2 separate regions of the Homo sapiens genome follow, and region 2 is linked to region 1. A link is an interaction called in ENCODE POLR2A ChIA-PET data of the cell type or tissue named here. Cell type or tissue: PC-9. All regions are shown on one strand. Each heading gives the region's core, and the rest is flanking DNA. Links, peaks and the distances in the headings are about the cores only.

Region 1 (16,085 bases), core at 5,062-10,061:
AAAATCTGCATTTTTCTTTTCTTTTCTTTTCTTTTTTTTTTTGGCAAGGTCTTGTTCTGTTGACCAGACTGAAGTGCAGTGGTCCTGTCTCACTGCAGCCTGAACCTCCTAAACTGAAACAATCCTCCCACCTCACCCTCCCAAGTAGCTGAGACTACAAGCACATATCATCAGGCCTGGCTCATTTTCTTTACTTTTGGTAAAGGTGAGGTCTCACTATGTTGCCCAGGCTGGTCTAGAACTCCTGAGCTCAAGTGATCCTCTCACCTCAGCCTCCCAAAGCGCTAGAATTACAGGTGTGAGTCACTGCGACAGGCCTAACATCTGCATTTTTATAAAACTCCCATTAGCCTCAAAACAACCTTCTTAAATCTCTTCCCATTTATCTATAATGACGCTATATAAACAAACCTTCGCACTTGGCCTGGCATATGGGTTAAAATGCCTGAGCTCTTTTTAATACAATATAGCACAGTGGCATTTCCCACAAGAAAATTATCAGTAATAATAACATGAAGTTCATGCTAAGTGTTATACATCTCTTGCCTATTATTCAATTTTCTCAGAAGTTCTTGGTATTTCCAGTATTTTCTTTAATTACAGAAAATTAAAATGACCCAAATAGTTACTAGCACCAAACAGGTATACCTAAGCCCAAAGAATATTATATGGTTCTGTGCTTCTCAGGAGGCTGAGGCAGGAGAAATGCTTGACCCCAGGAGTTGAGATCTGCCAGGCAATGTAGCAAGACCCCATCTCAACAGAAAAAATAAAATAAATAAAAATAAAAAAATTTACATGGTTCCAGTCTTTCTTGTTTTGTTACTTATCAATCAAAGTATTTAAGATTCAGGCCAAGGTGGGCCCAAATGTAGGAAAATGAAGATTCAGCTATCAAAAGCTTCCCCTAATTACAAAAATAAGGTGCAACTCTCTGGCTTAATCACTAAGTGCTAAACTCACACTTACCTTTCCGACCAATAGTGAAATCAGAGACAATGCACTCTCCTTTTTCATTGGTAATTTTAGCAAGGTCATCCATAGATGGAATAGTATAGTAACCAACCTTAGTGAGAATAATACCTGTGACAAAAAAAAAAAAAAAAACAGAAAAAAAAATAACCTGAAATAATCAGCAACTAAATCATCATATAAAGAGAAAATATATCAGAATGAAGAATTTTCCAAACTACTTTTCTACCAAACATGATTCCTAGGAGAAGGGGTGTGTGAGTGTGTGTGTGTGTGTGTGTGTGTGTGTGTGTGAAAAGCTTCATGGTCAAATAGGTTTGAAGAACATACATATGATACATCAAAGAGTCTAAAACTTACAGTAAATAGCCTATTAAACTCTGCTTAACCTCGTGTTTTTCCAGATTTAACCACAGAACATTATTTTCAAAGGACACCCATTAACATCCCGGACTATAAAAGGTATCTCATAAAATACTCTGAGAAAAGCTTAATCAGCTTTTTATTTTATTTTACACACAAGGATACCAAAACCTACAGTGGAAATAACTTGTGTTGGCTTATACTGTAATTTAACAATAGAAGTAGATATAAAACTCCAAACCCAATTCTTCTTGTTTCATTGCCTGTTTTGCATAAACCTCTTTTATTTTTCAAATTTACACTCCCAAATAAAGAGCTAAAAGAAAGATGAAAAATCCAGCCAGGCAAGGTGGCTCATGCCTGTAATCCAAGGACTTTGGGAGGCCGGGGTGAGTAAATCACTTGAGGCCAGGAGTCCAAGACAAGCCTGGCTAACATGGCAAAAATCCATTATCTACCAAAAATACAAAAATTAGCTGGGCATGGTGGCGGGTGCTTGTAATCCCAGCTACTCGGGAGGTTGAGGAAGGAGAATCGCTTGAACCTGGGAGGCAGAGGATGCAGTGAGCTGAGATCACACCACTGCACTCCAGCCTGGGCAACCAAGAGTGAAACTCGGAAGGAAGGGAGGGAGGGAGGAAGGAAGAAAAGAAGAAAGAAAGAATAAATTAAAATAGAAAAAAAAATACCAAAATAAAAAAAGCAGAGCGCTGAAAAACTCAAGGAAAGTAGTGGAACGCTGGTGTGCTTGCTTGCTCTATTCACTCCTTGTCCTACTTGTAGTCAGATATAAGGCTAACTTGCTCTCTGAGAGAAAAGTATTTCAGGCCAACATCAGACCAAACTCCAGCCTCCAGCAACACCCACTTGTATACTTGCTTCTTGGGAAGGGAACTCTAAATTGGGTGGCAGCAAACAAGGTAAATGAAAAAACTAGAATATAAAACTTCCTATTAAAAAGATATATAGTAGCATAATAAATTCATGTAGAGATACATACACAAATACAGATTAAGCACCTGGAATTCTTTTTTTTTTTTTTTTTTTTTTTAGGAGACAGGATCTTGGTCTGTCAACCCAGGCTGGAGTTCAGTGGCATAATCATAGCTCACTGCAACCTTGAATCCTGGGTTCAAGTGATCCTCCCACCTCAGCTTCCGTAGTAGCTGCAACTACAGGTACATGCCACCACACCTGGCTAATTACTTTTAAGTTTATTGTAGATATCAGGTCTTGCTATGTTGCCCAGACTGATTTCAAACTTCTGGGTTCAAACGATCCTCCCACCTAAGCCTGCCAAAGTGCTGAGCCACCACACCCAGGCTACCTGGGATTCTTACTGTCAAAGTATAAACTTCTTTCCTTATGATACTAAGTAACCAAATATATATATATATATAATGGCAATAAGAAAACTAAATATAAATTTTGGAGACACTTCAAGAATACCACAAAACACCCAAAATGGGCTGGGCATGGTGGCTCATGCCTGTAATCCTAGCACTTTGGGAGGCCAAGATAGGAGGATCACTTGAGCCCAGGATTTTGAGACCAGCCCAGGAAACATGGCAAAACAAAAGATGCAAAACTTAACGGGGTGTGGTATCATGTGCCTGTAGTGCCAGCTACTCGGGTGGCTGAGATGAGAGGTCCTGATCCCTGGAGGTTGAGGTTGCAGTGAGCCAAGACTGCGACACTGCACTCCAGCCTGGGCGACAGAGCGACACTGTCTCAAGAAAAAACAAACAAACAAACAAAAAACAATAAGCAATCTATCCGAGTTTACAAAGCCAGGGAAAATATCAGGATAGTCTCTTTGGCTATAAAATTTGGGTTCTTTAGACTACACCAGGATAATTAAAGATGTATCAATTTTCATACTCTAAGGTCCAAAGAGTATGTGAACTCTGAATCAACTAAAGCATAAAACTGTTTAAATATTAAGCTCTCCTATGTGGGATCACATAAAATAATACTTAAAATGCCAAACAGCTGACTTCCATATGTTGAATATCTGCAACAAGCAAGTCATCTCGAATGACTGGTAAGAGATTAAACATGCACCAATCTGAACCTGACCTGCTGGGTGCATATGGTAAGAATTATTTTCTATTTCTTCTCGGTCATCCTGAAGTGACTCATCATGAAAAGACGTTTCTTCACTGCTTCCTTCCAGCCCATTTCGCAAAGCAGCACGCATGTTTAATGCAACAATGGTATCATCCACACTGTTGCTGTTGCTGTGTTTATTTCCAGCACTTTCTGGGGTTTGAGGAATAGGTTTGGCAATAGGGTTAGTATAAAAATGTGAAACAAGGGAATCTTCATCTCCATCCTGCTGGTGATTCTCATCAACAGGTTTGCTTAGGAAACTAAATCTGCAAAGGAAAAGAAATAATACCTTAGCCTCTTGTAGTAGTAATAACAATGATAATAGCTAACTAATACCGAGCCTTTACTAAGTGCCTGGCACTGTTCTGGATAGTTCCATGTATTAAAAATTCACTTAATACTTACTACAGCAGTACTGTGAAACAGATAATTACTATCTCTATTGTATACTCTCCTATATGGAATCAAATAATTGGTTAATTTTAAGATTAAAAACTGAAAAAAATGTTAGATTTTTAAGATTACAATCAACAAAATGTTAAAAAATGCTTTATAAATAATAATAATAATAAAAAACACTAGAATTTTATCCAAAAGAAAAAAAAAACAGGAGTACAAAGGTGTCTATACAAAGGGTTTCTTTTTTTTTTTTTCTTTTTCGTGATACAGCCCTCAGGAGGCCCTGAGAACTTGTGCCAGTATATAAGGATTTTTACTGAAGCACTGTTTTGAGTACAGGAATACCGGATAATCTAAATGTCCACTAACAAGGAACTGGTCAAGTTATCTTACATTCACAATAATGACTTATGCAATCATTAAAAAAGAAAAGACAAATATATTCATACAGATAATGGAAAGGCATTTCTAATAAAATAAATGGAAATAAGCAGGTTACAGAATATATCATTCGTGCATAATCTTTATATAATAAAATATATTTATAAAGAAAGAAATTTCGGCTGGGTGTGGTGGATAACGCTTGTAATCCCAGCACTTTGTGAGGCCGAGGCGGGTGGATCGCTTGAGGTCAGGAGTTCAAGACCAGCTTGACCAACATGGCGAAACCCTGTTTCTACTAAAAATACAAAAAAAATTAGCTGGGCGTGGAGGTGCATGCCTGTAATCCCAGCTACTCAGGAGGCTGAGGCAGGAGAATTGCTTGAACAATTCACATCAGAGGATACAGTGGGCCGAGATCGTGCCACTGCACTCCAGCCTGGGTAATAAGAGCAAAACTCCATCTCAAAAAAAAAAAATAAATAAATAAATTTCTGATATGAAAGAATATATACCTAACTATTAAGAATCACTGTACAAGGCTGGGCACGGTGGCTCACGCATGTAATACCAACGTTTTAGGAGGCCAAGGCGGGCAGATCACTTGAGGTCAGGAGCTCGAGACCATCCTTGGCTAACAAGGTGAAACGCCGTCTCTACTAAAAATACAAAAATTAATCAGGCATGGTGGCGGGTGCCTGTATTCCCAGCTACATGGGAGGGTGAGGCAGGAGAATCGCTTGAGCATGGGAGGCGATCTTGGCTCATGCCACTGCACTCCAGCCTGGGCGACAGAGTGAGACTCTGTCTCAAAAAAAAAAAAGAAAGAAAATCATCACAGACAAAATATCCCTTAAAGGGCTAAAGGGTGTCAAATACATGCTAACCCTGTCCAAAACAAGATACACAAATACCAAAATAGTTCTGAAGCACTAAATCAGAACTCCAATAATTTTAAGGTTTAATGAATTCAAAAGACAAAAATATGATTTGATTTCTAGGCGCTCATAAGCTTGTAATACTTCTATGTAATATTCATCAAACTTCATAAATTTTCATAAATTCCTAAGAATGTCTTAAAAATGAGACTATAACTCTCTACTAAGAAGAACTCAAAACAGAATTCAGTGTACCTCTCTCCATTTTCTGGATATTCAGATGGTGAAGCTAGATTTTCTGAATCACGATTAACAGGAGAAAAGAGATTGCTATTATTAAGGTTCTTCAAAACCAACTTCTTAATGCTCTTCCTATAAACAAGAAACCAAAAGAAGAAGAAAAAAATTACTCAGGCATACAGATATGTCCCAGACATTATCTTAAAAACTGGAGTCCAATGGTGCACTTCTGCTCAACTCTTGTACACCTAAGAATAACCTAACAAGTTTCATTTATAAACGCTTCCTAGGATTGTATAGCCAAAACACAAGGTGTCAAATACATTGTACTATGGTGTTTGGAAGAATAAAGCTGAACACCTTCAAGTCAAAGTGGAAAATCCCCTTGAAAACTGTCCTCCTCCCAGCTCTGAGCACTTTATCCAGACACTTCGTTCACTCATCACACTATGTTTGTATTTCAATCATCTGTATACTCTCCAAATGCTTTCTCTCTCTTTTGGCAGTACAAACGTATGGCTGTCTCACCATAGAACTCATAGTGCTGTCTTGAATGAAAAAGGTAAACAGACATTTGCTGACTAAAAAGTTTTTTCTTTTTACTTTCTTTGGTTTGCCCAAAGAGAGAGAATTTTTTAAAAACATGACAAGAAAGTATTGAAGTAAAAAATCCTGTTATCAAATAATGCAAATGATCGATCACAAATACCTAAAAAGTTCAGGTTTTTCTCTTTTTTCTTTAGACAGAGTCTCACTGTGTCACCCACGCTGGTGTGTAGTGGTACAATCGCTGATCATGGCTCACTACAGCCTTGACTTACCTCCCAGACTCAGGCTATTCTCCCACCTCAGCTTCCCGAGTAGCTGGGACGATAGGCACCCACCACCATGCCTGGCCACTGTTTTGTTGAAACAAGGTTTCGCCAGGTTGCCCAGGCTGGTCTAACTTAGCCTAATGTAAGAGCACTGTACTCATTCACTACAGAGTACACACTCTTTTCAAGTACACATGGAACATTTATAAACTAACAGTATACTGGGCCATTAAAGGAACTCTCAAATTTCTAAGAATTGCTATTGCTATCGCCTTTTACTTTTCATCTAGAAGTTAATAACAAAAACATAAAAAAAAAGAGTTGAACTAAAAGGAAAATTTACATATTTAAATGCATATATTTGAAAGAAGGAAAGCTGAAAATCAAAGGGGAGAGGAGAAAGGAACAAGATAATAATTAAATATTAATAAGATATAATAAATTAAAAACTGATGAAATAGGAAACAATCACAGGAGCGAGAACATCAATAATGCCATAAGTTAGTTCTTTGAAGTTACCAGTAATACTGGGAGATCCCTGGTCAAACAGAAAAAGAGAAGGCACAATAAAAGTCAATGTTGGGAATGAAAAAGTAGGTGTCCCTATAGACGCCACTGACATTAAAAAAAAAAAAAAAGACAAGGGTATTTTTAAACAACTTTATGCCAATAAATTTGAAATTTTAGTTATTGAAATGAATACATATTACAAAAATATAACATCAAAAGTCACTCAAAATATAAAATAAAAAGCTGAATAATCCTCTAACTCTTAAATACTTTTTCCCCCAAACAGTCTTATAAATACTACTTCAGACCCATCTATCATTACCAGTACCAAACATCTGATGTTACCATCAGATTAGATTACCAACTTTTCTTTCTTTTTTTTTTTTTGAGACAGGCTGGAGTACAGTGGTGGTATCATAGCTCACTGCAACCTTGAATTCCTGGGCTCCTGTGATGCTCCCACCTCAGCCTCCCAAATAGCTGGGACTATCGGCATGTGCCATCATGTCTGGCTAATTAAAAAAAAATTTTTTTTTAGAGACAAGGTCTCATTTTGTTGCCAAGGTTGGTCTCACTGGCCTCTCTAGTGATCCTCCTGCTTTGGTCTCTCAAAGTGCTGAGATTACAGATGTGAGCCATTGTACTCAGTTAGAAATTATTACCTTATACAAACTTTTCTAGAAAATAGAAAGAGGAAATACTCTCCAGTTTGTTCATGAGGTCAGCATAATCTTTATACCCAAACTGGGTAGGGACGCTGTAAGAAAAAAACGTTAGCTGAACACAGTTGTGCACACACACCTATAGTCCCACGTACTTGAGAGGCTGAGCAGGATCACTTAAGGCCAGCCCGGGCAACACAGGAAGACCTCATCTCAAAACAAAAACAAAAACAAAAACAAAAAACCCAGGTGAGGGTGGGGGGCAGTGTGTGGAATTTAATTAATGAACACAGAGGGCAGAACTCCTGAACAAAATTTTACAAAGTTAATCCTACAAGCAAGAAAGTTACCAAGCACTACTGAGGCATGTGGAAAGGACTTATGAGCCAATCTGAAAGGGCTCCTTGCTGCCCAAATATGAGACAATTTGAACATCACAGAAAACAATAACTGCATTGGACTGAAACATAGCAACTGGGGTTGGGGGTAGAAAGAGAGAGTAAATAAAGGTGGCATGGTGGGTTTCGCTGTAATTTCAGCACTTCAGGAGGCCAAGGTGGGGGGATTGCTTGAGCCCAGGAGTTCAAGACAAGCCTGAGTAACACAGTGAAACACCATCTCTACTATAAAGTAGGAACACGACTCTACAGAAAATTTTTTAAATATCAGCCAGGGACAATGGCGTGCACTTATAGTCCCAGCTACTTAGGAAACTGAGGTGGCAGGATCACTTGAAGCTAGGAGTTTGAGACCAGCCTGGGCAACACAGCAAGATCCTGTCTCTACAAAATAAAAAAAATTAGCCAGGTGTGGTGGCACGCACCTGTAGTCCCAGCTACTCGGGAGGCCAAGTCAGAATAATCCCGAGCCCAGGAATTCAAGGGTGCAGTGAGCTATGACAGCGCCACCGCACTCCAGCCTGGGTGACAGAGTAAGACCCCGTCTCAAAAACAAAAAAATAAACCAAAAATAGTGTCGCAAGAGTAGTCTTCATTGATGTGACATGTGAGTACAGAGCGTCAGGGTTAACTATATGGATATATGAGGAGAAGTGTTTCAAAGGGAACAATTGGGGCAAAGGCCCAAATAAATAGCATGCCTATCGTGTCCTAACAGGAGCAAGGAACAGTAAGTTTAGAGTGGAGTAAGCAATGGAGAGAATCGTAGATGTGTTCAGAGCAGTAATGGGAAATCCTACCTTTGAGGACTTTATATGCCAATGTAAGCACTTTGGTCCTTACTCTGAGTAAAAAAATGTGAACTACCTTAGGGTTTTGAGGAGAAAAGGGAAATGATCTGACTTATGCTTCAAAATGACCACTGTGATAGCAATGTTTAGAATCAGATGCAAAAGAGTAAGAGTAAAAACAGAAGAGTGGGGCTGGGTGCGGCGGCTCACGCCTGTAATCCCAGCACTTTGGAAGGCCGAGGCAGGCAGATCTTGAGGTCAGGAGATCAAGACCATCCTGGCTAACACAGTGAAACCCTGTCTCTACTAAAAAAAATACAAAAAAATTAGCTGGGCGTGGTGGTGGGCGCCTGTAGTCCCAGCTACTTGGGAGTCTGAAGCAGGAGAGTGGAGTGAACCCAGGAGGCAGAGCTTGCAGTGAGCCGAGATGGGGCCACTGCACTCCAGCCTGGGCAACACAGCAAGACTCCATCTCAAAATAAATAAATAAATAAAAATAAAAACAATAAGAACTGAAGAGTATATTGTGGTAATTCAGGCAAGAGATAGTGGTGGCTTGCACTAGGGTAATAGCAATGAATGTGGTGAGAACTATACAGATTCTAAGTAATTTACAGGGTAGAACCAAGAGGATTTGCTGATAACTTAGATGAGGAATGTGTGACAAAGTCAAGGAAGATTCCAAAATTTCTGACCGGAGCAACTAGAATGATAGTAATGCAATCATCTGAGACAGGTTTTGGGTAGAACAGGTTTGAGAAAGAAAACATGGACATGTTAATTTTAAATCAATTTCTTTTAGACATCGAAGTGAAGATGTAGAGTAGGGTAAGATACAAGAATCTTTAGTTTGGTAAAGAGGTCTGGGTTGGAGATAAAAATTTGGGAATCATCAGACTACAGATGATATTTAAAGCCATGAGAATAAATTGAAGCACTTTGGAAATAAGCATAGATAAAATGTGATCAACAACTGAGCCAAGGGCATTCTAATTTACAGACGGTGGAATGAAGAGGAACCAGTAAAGGGGACTGAGAAGCAGCAACCAGCAAGGCAGGAAGAAAACTAGGAAATTGTGGGGTCCTGGAAGACAATTATGAAAGTGAATCAAGGAGGAGGGACAAGATCAACTGCGTAAAATGCTTCTGTTACATTAAGACGGTTGATAGGTAGCTGGGCGTGGTAGCTCATGCCTGTAATCCTAACACCTTGGGAGGCTGAGGCTTGAGCCCAGGAGTTCGAGACCACCGTGGGCAACACAGAAAGACCCTGTATCTCCAAAAAAAAAAAAAAAAAAAAAAAAATTACTGGGCATGGTGGTGTGGGCCTGTGGTCTCAGCTACTTGGGAACTGAGGTGGGAGGATCACCTGAGCCCAGGGGTCGAAGGTGCAGTGATGTATGATTGCACCACTGCACTCCAGCCTGGGCAATGGCATAAGACTCTTGCCTCAAAAAAAAAAAAAAAAAAAAAAAAAAGGATGACGTTTGACAGCAACACCACAGAAGTGAGGCCAAGGAGGTCAGATGGTATTAACAACAAAATGTATGTCCTCCCACTCTAATCCTTTCTACTTGTATATTTGAAAATCCTAAGCCCTGGTGAAGCTGATCTCGAGCTACTGACCTGATGACTGGACTACTGTAAACCTTTTTACCTACTCTGCGCAAAAACAGTATATAAAATGCTAGGACAAGGCGGGGCACAGTGGCTCACACCAGTAATCCCAGCACTTTGGGAGTCTGAGGCAGGTGAATTATCTGAGGTCAGCAGTTCAAGACCAGCCTGGCCAACATGGCGAAACCCCATCTCTACACAAAAATTAGCCAGGCATGGTGGCACGTGCCTGTAGTCCCAGCTACTTGGGAAGCTGAGGAAGAAGAATCGCTTGAACCTAGGAGATGGAGGTTGCAGTGAGCCGAGATCGTGCCACTGCACTCCAGCCTGGGTAACAGAGCGACTGTATCAAAAAAATAAATAAATAAAATGCTAGGACAGACATAAATAATACACAGTCCCTGTCTTCAAAATAATTTACTGATATTCTAAGAAACACATAAAATTAGACTTTCCATCTTTGGTGAAGCAGTTACATTTTCTTTTTTTTTTTGGAGGCCGAGTCTCACTCTGTCACCCAGGCTGGAGTACAGTGGTGGGATCCCAGCTCACTGCAACCTCTGCCTCCCCAGTTCAAGAGATTCTCCTGCCTCAGCCTCCCAAGCAGCTGGGATTACAGAATTACAGACGCACGCAGCCATGCCCAGCTAATTTTGTATATTCAGTAAAGACGGGGTTTCACCATGTTAGCCAGGCTGATCTCAAACTCCTGACCTCCAGTGATCCACCCACCTCGGCCAGCCAAAGTGCTGGGATTACAGGTGTGAGCCACCATGCCCGGCCGGATTACTGTATTTTTAGGGAAAGAAAGTTGTGTGTAATGTTTTTAACGTATCACTTGAGCTGCGGAGGTTGAGGTTGCAGTGAGCAGTAATTGCACCACTGCATTCCAGCCTGGGTGACAGAGTGAGACCTGAACTTTTAAAAGCAACAACAAAAAAACCTAATTATTCAAAAACAAAACAAAATCATGCATATGTAAAATAAGAGGCATATTTATCAAAATATTTTTATGCTAACTATGAGTTATCCCTGGGAGTGATCGGGTGACTTTTATTCTTCTTTGTGATGTTCTGTATTTTTCAAATTATAAAAAAGTGGACTGGCTGGGCACAGCGGCTCACACCTGTAATCCCAGCACTTTGGGAGGCCAGGCGGCAGATCATATGCAGTCAGGGGTTCAAGACCAGCCTGGCCAACATTGTGAAACCCCATTTCTACTAAAAATACAAAATTAGCTGGGCGTGATGGCACACGCCTGTAATCCCAGCTACTCAGGAGGCTGAAGCAAGAGAATCGTTTGAACCTGGGAGGCAAAGGTTGCAGTGAGCAAAGATCATGCCATTGCACTCCAGCCTGGGTGACAGAGTAAGACTCTGTCTCAAAAACAAAAACAAAAACAAAGTGGACTGTATCACATCTATAATATATTTAAATAATTGTATATTATTTCATATTTAGTTTATATCAGTATTTTACACTTAATTTCTGTTAACAAAAATAAACTCACTTGGGCATGAATGCTCCATTGGCTAGGGATGGTTCATCGTCATCCAGCCCATCAAAGAGATGTGACTTGGCTGTGCCTGTTGTTTGTAAAGCCTTTGGCCGGACTCTAGTGGCAGGGCGGGGTGTCAGTTTATAATGAGTAGGTGTAGTAAGAGCCTTCTGGGCTGCTGGATTTGTTGGTTTCAATCTCTGAAAAACAAAAGCATCAAGGAAATTTTTGGTTTACTTTAAATGTACTGCACTGGCCTTAAAAATCACAAGACCAGATTTCAATCCTCATCTTTGTCATTCACCTGCTAGATACCTGTTGAAGTCTCTGTTCCCATAAAACAAGGATGTTAACACCCAACTTTGTACATGTTGAGTATCCCTCATCCAAAATGCTTGGGTCCAGAAGTATTTTGGATTTTTTTGTATTTTGAAATATTTGCATTATACTTACCAGTTGAGTATCCCAAATGTGAAAATCCAAAATCCAAAATGTCCCAATGAGCATTTCTTTTGAATGTCATGTCAGTGCAAAGTTTTGGATTTTGGAGCATTTTGGATTTTCAATTTTTGGATTTGGGAGGCATTATCTGTGTGTATGTGTGAATACTAACCGAACTGTCTTTATTGTTCTAGAACTGATTTTTACTCATCTTTCCAGCCCCCATTTAAAATTATTTGTCTGACATCTTTTAAAATGTAATCAAGATAATGAATCTGTTAGCTGGACAGTGGAAGCGTGCACCTGTAATCCCAGCTACTGGGGAGGCTAAGGCATGGGAATCGCTTGAACCCAGGAGGCGGAGGTTGCAGTAAGCCGAGATCGCACCACTGCACTCCAGCCTGGGTGACAGAGCGAGACTCTTTCCCCAAAAAAATCCAAAGATGATGAATCTGAAAAAAGTTCTGTAAATTAAAATGTACTAACACAACATATTAATATATCTTGTCCATTCTCTTCATCCTATGAGAGTTTAGCTTGCAATCATTCTGCTTTGAAAAACAGTATTTATGTTCATTTGATGAAAACATGATACCAAAAAAATCCTAAGCCATAGACATTACTTTTCAATTAAACCCAAAATCTTATACTTCAAGAAAAACTGAGATTCTGTCATGAATTAATATTCAACTTCTATGTAATGCAAGTTGCTCTGGGGAAAAAAAAGGCAGATACTAGCTTGTATTTATCCATCTTTTAGTAAACATTAATAATTAAACATTAAGTCAAACTCTGGGTACCAGAAATAAAGTTACTTCCTCTGATTACTGAGAAAACTACAAGTTAGTGGAGGACACACAACTAAATTTCAGGGTGCTTCAGATGGCACCTCTACAACATCCTGAGGATGTTCTATATTTGTTTTCCTAACAGCATAAATGAGATTACATAACCACTTCAAATAACAATGTCTAGCATATCTAGTCTGTCAGAATTTATTCTTCTCTTCCCAGTGCAAGCTGTTTACACTTAACAATGAATCTTTGTTATTCCCAGATTGTTGTGATCTTTCACAATTCTTTGGCTGGAATGCTTGACCTAGACTCGCCAAGCCCTACATATCCATACAAAAAAGTTAAATGTTCCTCTTCTGAAAACAAAGCCTTATCAAATTCATCCAAGCATCTATGATCTTTTCACTAGTATATTTTAAATTTTGTATTAAGATAAACCTCATGTGACATAGAATTCACCGTTTTAACGCATCTACTTCAATAGTTTTTAGTATATTTACAAGGTTGTGCAACCATCACCACTATCTGATTCCTGAAAACTTTGATGACTTCAAAAAGAAACTCAGTTCCTCTCAATTTCTTCCCTCTTCCCTTTGCAACTATGAAGCTGCTTTCTTTCTTATGATTTGCCTATTCTGGGTATATCATACAAATGAAATCATGTGACTTTTTGTGTCTGGCTCCTTTCACTTAACGTTTTCTTTCTTTTTGTTTTGAGACGGAGTTTCGCTCTTGTCATCTGGGCTGGAGTGCAATGGTGCGATCTCAGCTCACTGCAATCTCCACCTCCCAGGTTCAAGTGATTCGCCTGCCTCAGCCTCACGAATAGCTGGGATTATGGGCACGCACCACCATGCCTGGCTAATTTTTTTTTATTTAGTATAGATGGGGTTTCACCATGTTGGTCAGGCTGGTCTTGAACTCCTGAACTCAGGTGATCTCCCCACCTCGGCCTCCCAAAGTGCTGGGATTAAAGGCATGAGCCACCATGCCCACTGTGCCCGGCCTTCACTTATGTTTTCAAGGTTTCATCTATGTTATAGCATGTATCAGTACTTTACTCCTATTTATGGCTAAATGATATTCCATTATAGACTTATAAAACATTTTGTTTATCCATTCGTCATTGATAGACACTCTTCTATTACCACATACACTCTACTGAACCAGTGTAAACTTAAGTGCTTGTATGTCTGATGTTTGTCACTGGATAGCAACCTTAATAAATTCTTGTTTATTTTCATTTTGTATCCTCAGCACTTAACAACACAATGCCTTGCACATATTCAGCTACCTAAAATTAGGCTGCATAAATAATTGTCTAATCATTTACACATCACTTTAAAAGGTACTTTCATATTCATATCTTGCTTCTAGTATCTAGTTTACAGGATTAAATTTAAGAACATAGTAAGATCCCATTTCTCTTTTTTTTTTTTGAGACGAAGTTTCGCTCTTGTTGCCCAGGCTGGAGTGCAATGGCGCAATCTCGGCTCACTGCAACCTCTGCCTCCCAGGTACAAGCAATTCTCCTGCCTCAGCCTCCCAAGTAGCTGTGATTACAGGTGCCCACCACCATGCCCAGCTAATTTTTGTATATTTCATAGAGACGGGGTTTCACCGTGTTGACCAGGCTGGTCGTGAACTGAACTCAGGTGATCCACCCGCCTCGGACTCCCAGAGTGCTAGGATTACAGGCCTGAGCCACTGCGCCGGGCAGATCCCATTTCTTAAAACAACAAAACAAAACAACAAAATAAAAAGCTGAGGGATACATGTAATCACATAAGTGACTGAATAGTAGTTTCTGTATATTGAGCAATTTACTATGATCCTGGTATGCATGATCTCATTTAGCCCTCAACATTGAACACTATTACTCTTCCCATTTTACAGAAGAAACAAATTTAGGGAGGCAAAATGACTTTCTCATTTTCCAATGTCTCACAGATTATAAGCGGTAAAACAAGGATCAAACAGACCAAAGACTACACTTTTAACACCATGTGAGTAAAAGATCATGTTTTTACACTAGAGTTATAAGAGATTAAAGACAAAGCTATGTAAAAATCAAGAGGTTAAGATTTTGGTTATGCCACTTAAGAGCATTATGATTTGAGGAAAGTCAGCCTCTCTAAGCCTTAGTTTGCTTAATTATAAAATGAGAATAGGGCTGGGCATGGTGGCTTACACCTGTAATCCCAGCACGTTGGGAGACCGAGGCGGGAGGATTCCTTCCAGGAGTTCGATACTAGCAAGACATCATCTCAAAAAGAAAAGAAAAAAACTTAAAAAAAGTTGTTTTAATTAAAAATGAGAACATTAATATCTGCCTTATTTCAGGACTGTTGAAAACCCTCAGCATTGATCTTCAGTGTAGTGGTCATTTCACTGTCCCAACACCTTCCAGATACAGCAAAAATAATTTACTCCCGGCTGAGTGAAATAATATCTTAAAAAATTAATTACACCTAGCTTTGCTTAATCCCTTAATATATACAGGCAAAAAATTACATTCTGCACATTCAGTTTCTCTTTCTTTGATATGATATTTTACAGAAGTATCCTTAAATTTACCTCTTCCTTCTTCTTAGGGTCTGACATCGGATTCCGGAAGAGAGGAGAGTCTCCAAAAGGTGAGTATGTTAGACTATTGATGTGCTGCTGGAGAACAGCCTGCTGGGCAGCAGAAGCATTTGGATCTGTCAAAGCTTTTAAAAAAAAAAAAAGAAAACAAAATATATATATATATATAAATGCAAGGATACAATGCATTTGTAACACAGAGCTCGGTATTCTTTTTGAAGAAGTGGTCTTCAAAATGCTCAGATCAATGGTATCATTGGGGCAGAATGTGTGTAGAGCAAACTGTAAAGAAAATCAAGAATCAAATAAGCTAATAGGTCAAATTTAGGAAGAGACATTTCATAAGATACAATACTCATATAAATTCACTTACACAGTGTTCACTGTCACTACTAATCAAAGAAAGGAAAATTTAAACAACCCTGATGAAATATTTTATGCATACCTATCACTGAAATAGCTGCATAAAAAGCCATAGTCTTTGACTTCTAGAAACATTATAGACTGGTTTGTCTAAAGGAAATAATACGACAGTATACAGGGCAAGTAGTGTGTGTGTGTGTGTGTGTGTGTGTGTGTGTGTGTGTGTGTAATTGTCTAAAGGAAATAATATGACAGTATACAGGGC
Region 2 (16,085 bases), core at 5,593-10,592, 300 kb before region 1:
TGAATGACACAAAGCCTGACCCTGCCATGAACTTCGTGTTTCAGGTGTCTGCCGATTTGTCTGCTGGCTTGCAGGGGTGGGCCTGTGTCCCTGGCCACCGCTGGACCTGTGGGTTTCAGGGCTGGGACCCAGGACCACAGGCAGAGCTCTGTTCAACCAGAGAGGAGACCGAGTGTGCTGGCAGGGGCGAGGGGTTTTCGGTGGCCCAGCCAAACACCACCTTCTCTCAAGGGCCCTGTCCTCATCCCAGAAGTGGTTGTTTTCCTCCTGTGGTCTCTGAAAGACAGAGGCATGGCTCTGGGACAGAGCCATGTGGTGATGACTGTAATGGGAGTATGCCTGTCTCCAACAAGAGGGCTGTGGCTGGAAGGTCACCTTAAGAGGCACCCCTGTCCTTTGATGTCACCCTGGAGGCCCAGAGTAACTCTTCTGGAAGCCCCATCATGTCCATGCCCGACAGCGTCCATTGTTCCCTTTTCCCAGAGCCCAGAGCTGGGTAGAGCTGCAAGGACACCGCCTGCACAGAGTGCCCGGGGCTGGGCATTGCCTGCTGCAATGACAACATCTGGCTGGATGGCAGAGAGCTGATGGACCGTCGCGACGTCCCAGTCCAGCTGGGCCACTGTCACCCTGGGGCTGTCTAAGTTGGCAGAGATGTCTGCCTCTAATGAGAGGCCATTGAGAAGGACATTCCCTCGGAGCTTCTCGAGGACCTGGCTGTGACAGTCGCTGAAGATGTATGCCTGGAGGCGGCACATCTTGCAGATGGCCAGGCCTGTGAGGCTGGCGCCACTGCCAAGCTCTAGGACAGTCCTGGCGGGAGGAAAGGGGACCATGTCTGTAACTGCACCAGGGTGAGCCTGCCTCGGTGTCCTGCCGTGCGCCCCGAGGTCACCTATGAGAGAAGGCTGCCGGGTTCTCGATGGCCCATTCTGCCAGGTAGAGGGCAGCATCTCATGTGACCAGGCCTGTGATGCCATGGGAGATGATGGCTGTGCTCTCGGAGAGTGTGACTGAGCCTCCCGAGGGCTGCACCAAGAGAGGGCGAGAGAGTCAGTCCAGCAATCAGAAGGCAAGTGGCTTAGAAGACAAGTAGCCATCCACCACATGGCTGAATAAACCATGACAGGACCAATCGCCACTCAGCAATGAGAAGCAGCTAACTGTTGACATGCCAACAGCTTGCACGGGCCTCAAGGGTGTCACGTGGCATGAAAGACACTCATCTCAGGCCACACAGGATTCCATTCATCGAACATTCCTGAGACAACGGAATTCTGGTGATGGAGCACAGGTCAGTGGTGGCCAGGGGCCAGGTGTGGCTATGAAGGGGTGGCTGCCTTGTGATGATTCAATATGCTATGTTTTTCCTTTGTGGTTTTCTGTATCTATGTTTTATCTTATTTTCTTTTGAGCTCTGTCACCCAGGCTGGAGTCAGTGGCACAATCTTGGCTCACTGCAACCTCTGCCTCCTGGGTTCAAGCAATTCTCCTGCCTCAGCTGCCCAAGTAGGTGCAACTACAGGCATGTGCCACCATGTGTGGCTAATTTTTCCACTTTTTTTTGAGACAGAGTTTCCCTCTCGTTGCCCAGGCAGGAGTGCAATGGCGTGATCTTGGCTCACTACAACCTCCACCTCCTGGGTTCAAGAGATTCTCCTGCCTCAGCCTCCCGAGTAGCTGGGATTAGAGGCACCTACTACCACACCCGCTAATTTTTGTATTTTTAGTAAAGACAGAGTTTCACCATGTTGGCCAGGCTGGTCTCAAACTCCTGACCTCAGGTCATCCACCTGCCTCAGCCTCCCAAAGTGCTGGGATTACAGGCATGAGCCACCACGCCCGGCCTGATTTTTGTATTTTTAGTAGAGACAGGGTTTCACCATATTGGCCAGGCTGCTCTTGAACTCCTGACCTCGGATCCACCCACCTCAGCCTCCCAAAGTGCTGGGATTACAGGTGTGAACCACCACACCAGGACCTGTCAAGTATTCTTTGAGGACTGGACACCAGGTCCTTGTGAAGCAGGTAGAGTGTGTCACCTATTGGACAAATGCCCAACAACCCCATGAGACATGCTGTTGTTGTTGAAGTGCTTGATTTACAGACAGGGAAACTGAGGCTAAAGAAGGTTGACGGACCTCATGTCTAAGACTGCAGAATGGGTGAGTCAGGATTTGAACCCACACCCACGTTTTCACTTTGTGCAGGAAGGGTATCTGGGCTGTGAGGGGGAGGAGGGTGCCCTTCTCATACCAGCAAATAGCTCGGGTGGCCCTGGGTGGACTCCTTGGCCATCAGGGTCTCTGCCAGGTCCTCGTACAGCTTGTCCAAAAGCTCTGTGTGGACAGCCTCGTGCTGGGGTCAGACAGAGTGAGAGCTTGTTTGCTTTCGTTCTAATCTGTAAAAATGGTCAGATGATTTTCACCAAGTTTGGAGGGGAGATTTGGGATGGAATGGTGTAATACCAGCCAGCTGGCATGTAAAATATTCACTTCATTGGGCATGGTGGTGTGTGCCGAATAGTCCCAGCTACTCTAGAGGCTGACATGGGAGGACTGCTTGAGCCCAGGAGTTCGAGGACAGCCTGGGCAAGAGACCTTGTCTCTAAAAAAAAAATTCACTTGGTAGGGAAACCTGGATGGGAGGGCCTTCAACGAGAGGTGTTGAGAGGGTAGGGTTAGGTGTAGTCTAGGGCAGGAGACAAGGATTCCGTGAGAGCTGCCACATGACCATGACAGAGAGGAGGAAAACAAAAGGTGCTTTTAAGTGAGCCCAGGCAGAACTGTGAGGGCGGCCCATGCTGCAGGCTGTGGCTGTCAGCAGGCTGCTTCTCCATGGCTGGCCCCATCTTAAGATTCACAGGGCAGCAACAATATACACTGGGTGACTGCTGCCCTCTCCTGGTGGCACAGGGCAGACCTGCTGGTGACCACAGATGCACCCTTTTGGGGAGGATTAGGGAGAAAGCAGGTATTGGAGAAGCAGGGGATTGTTTACTTGCTAAAAGTGTGGCCCTTTCACTAAGATAGGTCTGCTACTGCCTACTGAGGAATGGCCTCTCGACATCCTTATGTCAAACCCTGCACTTTCGGGCCCATCTTTAAAATCCATCCTAGGCCAGGTGCGGTGGCTCATGCCTGTAATCCCAGCACATTGGGAGGCCGAGGCAGGTGGATCACCTGAGGTCAGGAGTTCGAGATCAGCCTGGCCAACATGGTGAAACTCTGTCTCTACCAAAAATACAAAAATTAGCCAGGCATGGTGGCATGTGCCTGTAGTCCCAGCTTCTTAGGAGGCTAGGCACGAGAGTTGCTTGAACCCAGGAGGCAGAGGTTTCAGGGAGCCGAGACTGTGCCACGGTAATCCAGCCTGGGCAACACAGTGAGACTCTGTCTCAAAAAAATAAGTAAAAAATAAAATCCATCCTGCATCAGTCAGGAAAGAGCTCATTCCAGCAGGATCAATGCAGAGAATTCACCAGAGGAACTAGTTCCAAAGGTATGGCAAGAGCTAAACCTTCCAACAGGGGCCCATGGGGCAACCCAGAGACAGACAAGAGCAGGAAACTCCAAACCCTTCGGCGGGCAGGACAGAGGGTGTGGGTGAGGGTTCCAGTGCTGTGGGCTGGACCAGCCTGGTAGGAATGAGAATCCATATGCTAGGAGCTGGGGCCCCAGAGAAGCAGCTGCTGTGGAAACCCCAGGAGGCAGAGTGAGGGAGAGACACTGGCCTCCCCTTCTTCCTGCCCTGCACTGTCTCCCATGGGTCACACGTGGCTGCAGCCAGTTGCCTGGGGAGGCCCCTGTCATGCTGCTGTTTGCAAAGCAGGCCCAGGGCCTGGGAAGGACAGGGGCTCCAGCACGCAGGTGGCTATGCTGTCTGGCTACTGGGCGGACACTCCCCATAACGGACCTTTTTGGTGAGTTCTGAGAGAAAGCACCGGGCATACTTGACTGACAGCCGGTGCTTCACACACACAGGATGCTTCACAGTCTACGGCAAAGGACAGAACGTTGGTTGCTCGAGAGCCCGTCTTAAGTCCCCTATGAGCTTCAAGCCAACACAGCAGAGGGCAAACTCCAGGCTACCCGATCCCTCAGCAAAGATGTAGATGGACACAGCGTTCTGGCCCCATGCATCTGAAGTTTGTCTTAAGATATAAACCGTTTCCTAAAAATGCTTCCACTGCAGTGGCACAGGCTATGGCAGCATTTCTAATGCCCATTCTGAGCAGGAACACAGGGCACGTGGGCCCAAACCACCTCCCTCCCAGGGGTGCCAGTGTGAACCAGGGTTTGCAGTAAGGACAGTCGCCAACTGTCTGGCTCTATGGAAGAGGCGGGAAGGCCCACTTGGCAACTGCTCTCTTGGAGTGTGTGTCCCTGGGGACAGGATGGAGGGGAGGGGACGCTCAGGGTGACACTCCAGCTAAAGTCGAGAGAAGCCGAGTGCAGGACGAGCAAGTTCCAGGCAGTGGCAACAGCTGGTGCAAGCTCTGAGGTGGCCGCGGCCTGGCACTTGGAACGGAGGGCAGAGGGACTGCTGCAGCAGGAGGGGGGCGGTGGGAAAACAGGAGCCTGGAGGGAGAGGGAGGAGACGGTCCGCAGTGCCTGCTGGCTGGGAGGGATGCAGATTCTGCCCAAGGGCAGCAAAGTACCCCACGCAATACACAGGCTCTTCAGGCTGGTGCTGGTTTTTCATTTTTTCTGACACACAGTCTCGCTCTGTTGCCCAGGCTGGAGTGCAGTGGCCCAATCTTGGCTCACCGCAGCCTCTGCCTCCTGGGTTCAAGCGATTCTCCTGCCTCAGCCTCCCAAGTAGCTGGGACTATAGGCGTGCACCACCATGCCCAGCTAATTTTTGTATTTTTAGTAGAGGTGGGTTTTTGCCATGTTGGCCAGGCCGGTCTTGAACTCCTGACCTTAGGGGATACGTCCACTTCAGCTTCCCAAAGTCCTGGGATTACAGGTGTGAGCCAGTGCACCCAGCCTTGTGCTGGGTTTTAAAGCAGCTATCCCTACATTTCATGCTTCACCACCTACGAGAGTGAGGCTCAGGGTGAAACTCAGAGCAGGGTGCGAGATAACTTCAGGTATCTCCATGCTCGAAGCCCTGACCTACTGCATTGCCCCGAAAGTCTTCCCTCCTGTGGCTGCATCTTTTCCACATGGATAATCTTGGTTCACCTCTAGCACAAGAATTCTTCACCGGGGCCCCTAGGATGGGCTGGCTGGGTGGAGGTGGAGGATGTCTGCCTCCAGAGTTTGTATGGAAAATGTATTCTTCTGGTGCACTTCTCTCTGGGAGGGAGTCTATTGCTTTGTCTTTTCAGAAGGGCTCATGGCCCTTCAAAGGTGAAGACCCAGGATGCAGGGTGATCTGCACTTGGCCCTCAAGGCCAAAGTCAGGCTGTGGCTGGGCGGGGTGGTGATCCTGCCTCTCACCTGCATGCAGATGCTCTTGAGTCCAAACCCCACCCTGGGCAAAGTAAGGGCCCATTTAGGTCTAGAAGAGACAGGAGTGGGCAGGACAGGTCTCATGAATGCAAAAAAGAAAGTCTCTGAGCATCTACCAAATGCTAGAAGCTGTTTTGCACCTGTCATCTCTGTTTTTGCTGTAGATGGTTTAAAAAACTTTCCCTAGATTCCCCCCTCTCATGCAGATTTTTGTATATTCTGATGTCTTTGTCTAAGTCTTAGATAGAAAATGAAAGAGCTGGAGCTGTCGGAGGTGCCGACACCCACCTGCAGTGCTGACTCAATGTTCAATGTTCTTTGAACAGGTGTGTTTTTAAAGGGTACAAGCACACCTGTGGTTCTTCTCTCAGGTCTTCCGGAGAGATTCAGGAGGCAGGGTCATGAGTCCCAGGGACTCTGGGATTCTTACAAATATCTGGGATTCTGCAAAATATCCCGCAGAAGCTCAGAATCTGATGAGTCTCTTAACTTTGCTTCTAAGCTCTGTGTGGAGGGGAGAGAGAGAAATCTCAAGGGCGCTTTCACAGGAACATTAAACACGCAATAGAATGTGTTGGCAAAGCGCTGTGTGATCTCTCCCTGGGGACGTGGAGCCAGTTGGAAGTGGAAGCCACAGCAGCTGAAAGCCTGACCTTCAGATGTCGCAGGGTGCACCTGGATGAGTCACAGGAAGAAGGCTAGAAGACTGACTCTTGGCCGCATTAGTCCTGGCTACTTAGAGGCCACCTGGGTCATGGGCCAGCTCCCTGGTTGCACTGGTCAGCCAGGATTGCACTGGTTACCAGGGCAGCCATGGCACCAAGGTTTGATGGGCTTGCCATCTAAGTGGAAATGCAGAATGTGCCCATACCAGCCTGGGTTACATTGTCCTTTTACAGGGGCCTCAAGCCCAGCAGCGAACTTTGGCTCCCGAATTAGGTAGACTGTCTCGGCTGGTATGTGACACAGGGCAAGGCACTTCATTGCTTCAGAGCTCCTTCCATTGCCGTAAAAGGCCCTACAAGACCTGGTCCTAATCCCTCTCTCTGGCCTGTTCTCCCTCACCCCTGGCCAACCCTGCTCACTCCACTCCAGCCACACTGGCTGCCTTGCTGTTGTTCCTCAACCACAGCTGGCTTGTTTCCACCACAGGACCTGTGCATATCCTGTTCCCCCAAGCCCTTCCCATGGCTGGCTGCTTCACCACTCAGGCCCCAGTTCAAATGCCACCTCTTTGGGGAAGGCTTCCCTGATTCCCCGACTTTGGTGACTCTTCTCCCCAGTTGCTCCATTCACCATTTCCCTGTTTTATTGGCTTTAAAGCCACTCTCATCTGGTCTTTTCTTGTTTCTTCATTTCTTTGTTTATTCTCTGGCTCTCCCATGCAAGCAGACCCTCATCTGTCACGGGTACTGCTGATCCATGGTGTCTGGCTCATAGAAGGCATTTATTAAACATTTTGAGACTGAATAAAAACACTATCTAACACTGACATGCATTTACCATGAGCCAGGCACTGATCCACAGGCTTTTGTACTCAACCCTGACAACAACCCTAAGAGGTAGGTATCATTCTATCCCCCATTTTATTAATAAGAAAACAACAGCACAGAGAGATGCAGTCACTTGCCCAAGGTCACACAGGGCCAGGGGTTGGGCCAGGTTTCGAAGCAGGCAGGCTGTCTCCTGGGTCTGAACTCTCAACTACTGCACCCTAATCAAACAATCCCTCTGGTCAAATGTGAGTGGTAATAATAGTACCCACCTCGTGGGTGTTGAGGGTGAGCCCAAGTTAGCATTCAGCGTGGGCATGTGAACAATTATAGTCAATATTGAATGGAGACCTATGATGCTTTTATGAAGGTTTCTATTTTGGGTTAAAAGTGCACAAATTTCTCCTGACCGGAAATGATCTCTGAGTGCAAATATTTCATATCAATGGAATAACGCAAATGATTAAGCAACACCCCATAAAATGGGGCAGACCCAGGGAGGAATATATATCCAAACTCACTCATCCCAGTGAGCTCACCGCACATGAATTACAAATGGGGCCGGGTGCATTAAGCCCCTCTACTGGCAGAAGGGAGGCTGCTGCCTGCCATGCGCCTGTGCTGAGAATGGCAGGTCCCCAGGGAGACGAGAGGCCACCCCCTTCTCTGTCTCTTCCATCACAGGCGTGAGAACCTCAGAGCATGAGCCGATTCTGTGCAGTGCTCGACATACAGACGAGAACACTGAGGCAGGAGAGACAGCCTGTGACCTGGTCACTGCGCTCAGGAGGACGTGGTTACCCGTGGTCCTGAGGGCGCTGACTTTTTAGAATGGGCGAGGGCAGCTCTGTCCCAGTGACCAGAACGGTTACTGTCTTTAAAAAGTCGTGAAAATGATCGTGAACTGTACCCCACAACGAGTGCGCGTCTGCCCCCCAAGACGGTGGAGAGGCCCCCAGCTTCTCCCGCCAGCTCGCGGGGCAGGAGGGGTGCGAGCAACTCTGGCCAGGCCCCAGGGACGGGGACCGGGTCGCGCGGACCTGACCGGCGGGAGCCCAGGCATTCACGTGGCGGGAGCGCTGGAGGCTTCAGCACGGAGACCCATCCCGTCTGCCCCTGGACTCCCGCGAGCCCCGCGGGCCTCTCCGCTCGCCCCGCCGCCCACCTGCCAGGGGAAGGAACGCAGTGCGCGCGCCGCCAGGAAGCGGCGCTCGAAACTCTGCAGCAAGAGTTCGGTCCCCGCGTTCTCCTCGGGCACCATGACGGGGGCGGGGCCGCAGCGTTGCCGGGAGACCGGGCGGAAGCCGAGCCTGGACTGAAAAGGGGGCGGGCCCAGGGCAGTGCGCGGGGGCAGAGAGGGGGCGGGGCCTGGGGGTAGGCTTAGGATGAGAGTCGTGGGAGCGGCTCTAGGGCGGGGCCAGGATGAGCGTTATGAGGCGGGGGCCTGGGGTGGGGCCAGAATGAGCGTCTTGAGGGCGAGGCCTGGGGTAGGGCCAGGAGAAGCGTCGTTGGGGCAGGTCCTGGGGAGAGTTCAGGTTGGCGTGTCCTGGGGCGGGGCCAGGACAGGGCGATCCTGGAAGCGGGGCTTCGGAAACATCCAGGTTGGAGACGTCCTGGAGGCGGGGCCTTGCGTGGGGGCAGGATAAGAGTCCTGGAGGCGGGCGTTAGGGTGGGGGTAAAGGACGATTGGGTTCAGGAGGCGAGACTCGGAGCAGAGCCCAGGAGACAGGTCCTAGGGCGGGGCTAAGGCCAGACCCGGAGAACGGCTCAGGAGGCGGGGCCAGGGCGGGGCGTTGACTATGTCGTAGCACGTGGCCAGGCGCTGCTCGGACTCTGGGAGGCGGAGCTTAGGACGGGCCTACGTGGGGAGGGGCCCAGGGTCCGGGAGGCGGGGCCGAGTCCGGGCTGCTGGCTGCGCTCAGGAGGCGGGCCCTGGGAGGCGGAGCTTAGGGAGGGGCCGGTGTCGGGAGGGACCCAGGGACTGGGAGGCGGGTCGGGGCTGGGCTCAGGGGCCGAGAGGGAGCTGGGCTTGGGGCGGGGCCGAGACGGAGCGAGGGGTCCAGGGTGTGAGAAACGGGGAGGGGTTTGAGGAGGGGATTGGAGCGTGGCTCAAGTTCGGGAGGCGTTACCTGCGGAGAGTTTGAGGCAGGCCCAGGAGCGAGCCCACGGTCTGCCGACGCGGAGCCAGGGACGGGCCCCAGGATCCGGAGCTTCAGGCGGGGCCGAGTCCGGGTTTGGGGCCCGGGAGTCGGGGCCGGTTAGGGCGAGGGTCCCCGGGATCGTCCGGTCAGGCCTTGGGCCAACGTAGGCACTCTCGCAGTTCCTCCGCCTTCAGGAAGGTCTTTTTGGCAGGGGCCTTATGGGTGCGCGCTTCGGTCCTGGAGGCGTTATCCTAGCCTCCTCTCCATCAGCGCCACCCGTCCGGGGCCCGATAGGAGGGAGTTTTCCCTCTGTCCCCCACCCTTTGGACTGTCACCAAACAAGCCATTCGTTCACCAAATACTTATTAAGCGCCTACCATGTGTCTGGCAAGGGAGATGTAACAGTGAGAAAAACTAGGTGTGGTCCAGGCCCTCCAGGGGCTCAGGGGCTCGTGGAAGAAGTGGACATTGAGGTACTTATCACACAAATAAGTATAAAAGTACAATAGCGATATCTGCCACGAAGGCGAGCAGACAGAGCTAGCGGGGCTTCCAGGAGGAGTTTTGATCTTGCAGGGACAGGAAGGAGGAGTTAGCTCCTGGGGGGCGGGATTGGGGGTGGTGGTGATATAGACGTGGGGGACAGAGTGGAAAACAACAAAAATATAATTATTTTAGTTCAAAGTTATTGTGTCTTGAGTTGAAAGGCTGGGCAGTTAGCAACACAGTTCAGATTTCAGTACTGCCCCTGAAATCTGAACTGTGTTCAAAGTCTAAAACGTTTACCTTAGCAAATCCCTCATAAAACTCCATTTGGAAGAGTCCCGAGAGCTAATTTGTTCAGTGTACTTGCAAAAGGTAGATGAGGAGACAGACAAAATCTTATTACCTCTTTCAGATGAGAGGCACTTGAGCCCTGCTCAGCTGCGAGAATAAGAGAGGGGAATTAATTCTATTTGAATACACGTGTTCTCTCACAGCTGTTGTTCCCCACCAGAACCAAATGAGCGCAAGATCTGACAAAGAAAAAAAAAAAAGGTTCATCTTTTATTCCCCCAAACACTTTCATTTAAATCAAGAGGGTGGGATGTGGTTATTGCTGTGTTTTTAGACAGAATCAACAGTTTCTGGGTCTGAGATATTGCATACACCCTCTCAGTCCCTGTATCCTGAGATGGAGTCACCTGAGAATCCACAGCATGTCCTAACCTGGGATGGGTCTGGGTGATTAAGGAAGGTTGGCTTTAGAACTGGGCCGGGGCACTGCTTTGCTTTTGCTGTTTTGATCAGCTCTCTGCCTGCAGGAGAGAAGGAAAACCAATGGGAACAGGTTAGTTACACTCATAAATCCTGGGCTTATTTTATTAACTCACATAATAGCTATTAATTGCCTTTCCTCCAAGGAGCAAAAGGGCATATACGGTCAATACTATAATAAGTACCACTGTATTATGTTATACTAAAATATTAATAAATCGAGGTTGGTTCAGTCTTTCCTGATTCCATAGATTGGAAGCGGATTGAGGAAAGACCCTAGCGGACCACAGAGCTGAGCCATGCACACAGAAGAAATCTTTTCTTCTTTTGTTTTTTTTTTTGAGACGGAGTTTCGCTCTCTTGTTGCCCAGGCTGGAGTGCAATAGCGCGATCTCTGCTCACTGCAACCTCCACCTCCCGGGTTCAAGCGATTCTCCTGCCTCAGTCTCCCGAGTAGCTGGGATTACAGGCGTGAGCCACCATGCCGGGCCATTTTTGTATTTTTAGTGGAGACAGGGTTTGAACACGTTGGCCAGGCTGGTCTCAAATTCCTGACCTCAGGTGATCTGCCCTCCTCTGCCTCCCAAAGTGCTGGGATTACAGGCATGAACCACCGCGCCCGGCCAGAAGAAATCTTTATCTTGGTGTGCGGGCTCCGATGAGGGACAAATGTCATCTATCTTGGATCTGAATCTGGAAGGATCAAGGCACTGAAGGGATTTTTTTGTTTCAGAGAGTCTCCCTCTGTTGCCAGGCTGGAGTGCAGTGGCATGATCTCGTCTCCTGCAACTTCTGCCTCCCAGGCTCAAGCGATTCTCCTGCCTCAACCTCCCGAGTAGCTGGGATTACAGGCACGCGTCACCACGCCTGGCTAATTTTTGGATTTTTAGTAGAGACAGGGTTTCACCATGTTGGCCACGAGTGTCTCTTGAACTCATGATCCATCTGCCTTGGCCTCCCAAAGGGCTGGGATTACAGGCGTGAGCCACCACGCCTGGCCTCACTGAAGGGATTTTTTAATGTCACGTGGCTCTCTCAGGTGCGGTGTGTTCGGGTGCAAGTGAAGATTAGGACTGATACTTAAAACCAAACGTAAAATTCCAGGTGGTGTTGCTATGGGGAGCAGCATTAGGACAATCTGAGTGGTTTCAGTTGCAAGACTGTGCGTGTACGTGCAAGAACTACAGTCAAGGTTCAACTTCTGGCTTTTAGGGTCTCTTTAATAACAGTAATAACAACCTAAGGCAGTTTAACGGTATGGAATGGTTGCCTTTTAGAAGTTAAGCTATGGGCATGGAAGTTCAATCAGTACATTGAAGTTTTTCCTTTATCTCTCCTATGGTTAATGGTTTCTGCAGAAAAGGACCTATTGATTTCTTTCTAAAACGTTGCTTCAGGGTGTAGAGACCTTTATAGGTCATGTTTCAACTTACAGAAAATTTTATAGTTCAAATATAAATTACATTCAATGTGGACTTTGTAATAGAATTGAAGGTCAAGTAAAGTTTCCACTTTTCTTAGGCTGTTTGCAGTGCCCAGCAGGCCCCATCATATCGAGATGGAAGTTATGTTAAAGGAGGAGATTGGTCAGGGAAGGGCAGAATAAGGAATATGGGCAGCTCAGGCTAATGATACAATGATTGAGGTGTAGAAAGAGGGCCAGGCACGGGATAACGCCTGTAATCTCAGTGCTTTGGGAGGCCAAGGCAAGAGGATCACTTGAGGTCAGGAGACCAGCCTGGTCAACAGAGTGAGACCTAATCTGTACAAAAAAAAAAAAAATTAGTTGGGGATGGTGGTGTGCACCTGTAGTCTCAGCCACTTGGAAGGCTGAGGTCAGGGGATCCCTTGAGCCCAGGAGTTTGAGGCTGCAGTGAGCTATAATCACATAACTGTACTCCAGCCTGGGTGATAGGGTGAGGCCCTGACTCAGAAAAAATTGATTCAGGGAAAAAATTGGAAATCTTAATCCTCCGTACCCAGGACTGTGACCTTATTAGGAAATAGGGTATTTGTAGATGTAATCAAGTAATGATGAGTCATACTGGATTGGGGTCTGCTGGTGAGAAAGCAGATGCAACGACAGGTGTCCTTATAAAAGGAGAGAATGAGGGCCGGGCGTGGTGGCTCATGCCTGTAATCTCAGCACAATTTGGGAGGGTGAGGTGGGCGGATCACTTGAGGTCAGGAGTTGGAGACCAGCCTGGCCAACACGGTGAAACTCCATCTCTACTAACAACACAAAATTAGCACTGCGTGGTGGCGGGAGCCTGTAATCCCAGCTACTCAGGAGGCTGAGATGGGAGAATCACTGGAACCTGGGAGGCGGGGGTTGCAGTGAGCCAAGATTGTGCCACTGCACTTCAGCCTGGGTGACAGAGGGAAACTCCATCTCAAAAAAATAAAATAATAGAGGAGAATGTCAGATAAAGACAGAGACACAGGGAGAAGGCAGCCATGTGATGAGGGAGGAGAGACTGGAGCGATGCATCTACAAGGAACACCAAGCATTGCCAGCGGCCACCAGAAGCCAGAAGAGGCAAGGAAGCATTCTCTCTTACATGTTTCAGAGGAAGTGAAGCCCGGCCGACACCTTGATTTTGGGCTTCTAGCATCCAGGCCTGCGAGACAATACATTTCTGTTGTTTTCAGCCACCTGCAGGGCCCTCGTTGTTGTTGTGTTTTTTTTTTTTTTTTTTTTTTTTTTTTTTTGGAGATGGAGTTTCACTCGTGTGTCCCAGGCCGGAGTACAATGGCGCGACCTCGGCTCTCTGCAACCTCCTCCTCCCAGGTTCAAGCTATTCTCCTGCCTCAGCCTCCTGAGTAGCTGGGATTACAGGCATGCACAACCTTGTCCAGCTAATTTTTGTATTTTTAGTAGAGATGGGGTTTCACCATGTTGGCCGGGCTGGTCTCAAAATCCTGACCTCAAGTGATCGCCTGCCTCAGCCTCCCAAAGTGCTGGGATTACAGGCAAGAGCCACCGTGCTCGGTCTTGTGGTTATTTTTCTAGACAAGATCCAGCTGTGTCATCCAGGCTGGAGTGCAGTGGTACAATCTCAGCTCCTGCAACCTCGACCTCCCTGGGCTCAGGTAATTTTCCCATCTCAGCCTACAAGTAGCTGGGACTACAGGCTTGGCTAATTTCTGTATTTTCTGTAGAGATGGGGTCTTGCTATGTGGCCCAGGCTGGTCTCAAACTCCTTGGGCTCAAGCCATCTGCCTGCCCTGGCCTCCCAAAGTGCTAGGATTACAGGCATGAGCCACTATCCCTGGCCACCCTTGTTAAAAAATAAAGAATTTCAAGATGGTGATGGCAGATTATTAAACCACAGTGGGGACTCCTCTGTGTCCCTGTGGGACTGTCCAGGTTCAAGCCCATGAAGCCGGCCCTGGCTGCTGGGTTCTTGGAGTGCTGGACCTCCCGTGGCATGTGGCAAGGAGTTGTCATGGGTTATCACGACATATGATGATCAACTACGGGAGACCCAAAGACCACTCTGTCCTTTTTCCGACGAAGGGCTGTGTATGTCACACTAGCAGCAAACAGAACCGCAAGAGCTCCAGTGACAATGCTGAGCCCGATCACTGTGCCTTGCAGAGCAGATGCCGTCTGTACCTCCCTCCTGTTAAGAAACCAGAGGGTTTTTAATTGCCTGATTATTAAGAGGCTGTTCTGGCTGCTCCTGGTTCCCTGGGAAGTTTTCCATCTAGCCGCCAGTGAGTATTCATTATGGAAATGAAGTGTACATTGAACCCAAGAAAATGCTCACTCTAGAGAAATCTCATAGGGCAAGTCGTTGAAAGCCGATTTACTAAATGACCTCTTCACCAAATGACCCATTTGCCTAATGACCACTTTGCCAAATGATCAATTTGCTGAAAGCCAATTCGCTGAAAATCTGTTTGTGGGATGTCCTGCTTATCAGTAACTGACAGTCAGACGCAGCTTATCCCAGGCTCCCAGTGGGATGTGGGACAGGGGAGGGGCTACAAAATAGTTGTAGCAAAACTCCAAAACTTAAAAAGCAGAAAAATCCTCCATAATTTGGTGAATTGGTCCTTCATTTAATTAGTTTTGTACAAAAGGGACTGCTTTCTTTATGTTCACAAGGAGATCATGGGCAGTGGCTTACAAGAAGAGAAAGGATGTATATCACCCCTGCCCTCCCCTCTTTTCCTTTTTTTTTTTTAAAGCAGGAATCGGAGTGCCGTAGTACAATCACAGCTCACTGCAGCCTCCAACTCCTGGGTTCCAGCGATCCTCCCGCCTCAGCCTCCCCAGTAGCTGGGACTACAGGCATGTGACACTACATCCAGCTAATTTATTGTAGAGACAGGGTCTCACTATGTTGCCCAGGCTGGTCTCAAGCTCCTGGCCCCAAGTGATCCTCCTACCTCGTCCTCCCAAAGTCCCAAGTATGAGCCACTGTGCCCAGCCCATTACTCCTTTTTGCATGTAATTGCTTTAAGCGTTCGTTAGATCACTGGACAGTATCCAAGTCTCTCCTGGCAAAAGGAAAGATAGCCAGTGTTTGTAAACAACCCACAAAAGAAGGCAATAGCAAATTCTGAGATGATTTTATTCTTCCTTTGTATTACCCAAATTGAAGGGGTTTGAAGTCTTGAGAATTTGCAGTCTCGTTTCAGACTCTCCCTTCTCCTTTTTTCAGCATCGAGGGAACAGCAGGGTTTTGCTCCTCCCCTATGAAGAGCTTTCTGTGCTATTGAAGGAGGGCTGATTTCCGTATCTGGAAGGGGCATCTTGGAGACAGACTATACACAGTGATTTCCTTAGGACCGGAAAGATTACAGCCCAACTTTCTCTATAGAGCACAGTCCCTTTGCCTAAAAGGCACTATGTCAAATGTTACCAGCAGGTCGAGGGATTCCCTACCTCCCGTGCTATCTGTATGGAGCTGTTGACATCTTGTTCCTGGGGCTCCAAAGCTGCTGGGAAACAGGATTGTTCTGCTTGAATTCCCTCCTCCCCACCATGAGACCCCTTTTTGATTCTTTTCTATGTCAGGACAGAGCAGACTCTGCTGACAGTTTTCTGGCAGCTGCTTTTGTGTCTCACCTGGCTGCTGGTCATAAGAGTTCATGAGCATTTCCTGGGTGACTGCCAGGGAGCCGTTGTGGGTTTGGGGGTGACTCCCAGGAGCTTACACACGAATGGGTAGATGTGGATGCTGTTAAAAGGATCGGCCAGGCGATTCCTCTTGAAATCTGGCCCGAAAGCTCTGAATATGATGTTCATGTCCATGAGGACATTATCAAAGCCATGGCTGCCTTTGCTGAAACACATTATAATTCTCTGAAAACTAATAACAATAAAAAAGCCATTTTAGATTCCAATCCGCTGAAAGAAAACTGTCCCTTTGTTAATGTCATGCTTGTTGGATCCATGAAGTCTTTGAGAATTTAAACTACAAGGACACTGCTCTCTGTGGTGGTGGAGAGAATACCAAGGATTTAAAGGTCTTTAAGAAAGAGAATGTAGAAAGTGTACCCATTGGAAACAGCAAGATGATGATAATCGTACTGACAGTAATAATAAGCTCAAATATATAGAGCTTACTATGTATCATGAATTGTTCTGAATGCTTCATAAATATACGTTCCCTCCTTTACCGTCATGGCAGCCCAGTAAAGGCGCCATTCCCCATTTTACAGCTGGGGAAACTGAGTTACAGAGCTTGACTGCACTGAGTCAACAGGAGCAAATGCTAGAT

Evidence for each region. ChIA-PET counts read pairs that join two places held together with the same protein. Peaks named below come from ENCODE experiments on the same cell type or tissue, not always from the same donor. Only the 100,000 strongest peaks of a DNase experiment are listed, where the experiment ranks them.
Region 2: POLR2A ChIA-PET joins it to region 1 with 5 read pairs; 2 of 35 experiments call an interaction of 5 or more read pairs at or near these places.

The regions. Positions count from the first base shown.
Region 1 is chr11:3,719,743-3,735,827 of GRCh38, forward strand. NUP98 (nucleoporin 98 and 96 precursor) reads right to left here. Exons shown (of 33, transcript NM_016320.5): 13 at 15,449-15,582; 14 at 11,649-11,836; 15 at 5,361-5,477; 16 at 3,415-3,713; 17 at 970-1,083. Among named protein-coding and RNA genes, the nearest start is that of CHRNA10, 56 kb to the left of the region's middle. In PC-9, for the core only: no CTCF peak of the experiment used is centred there; no DNase peak of the experiment used is centred there.
Region 2 is chr11:3,414,284-3,430,368 of GRCh38, forward strand. It overlaps the pseudogene FAM86GP and the pseudogene ENPP7P15. Among named protein-coding and RNA genes, the nearest start is that of ZNF195, 43 kb to the left of the region's middle. RefSeq lists silencers at 7,986-8,125, 8,156-8,295, 8,796-9,005, 13,273-13,473. In PC-9, for the core only: no CTCF peak of the experiment used is centred there; DNase peaks (open chromatin) are centred at 6,258 and 8,568; H3K4me3 peaks cover 1,899 bases.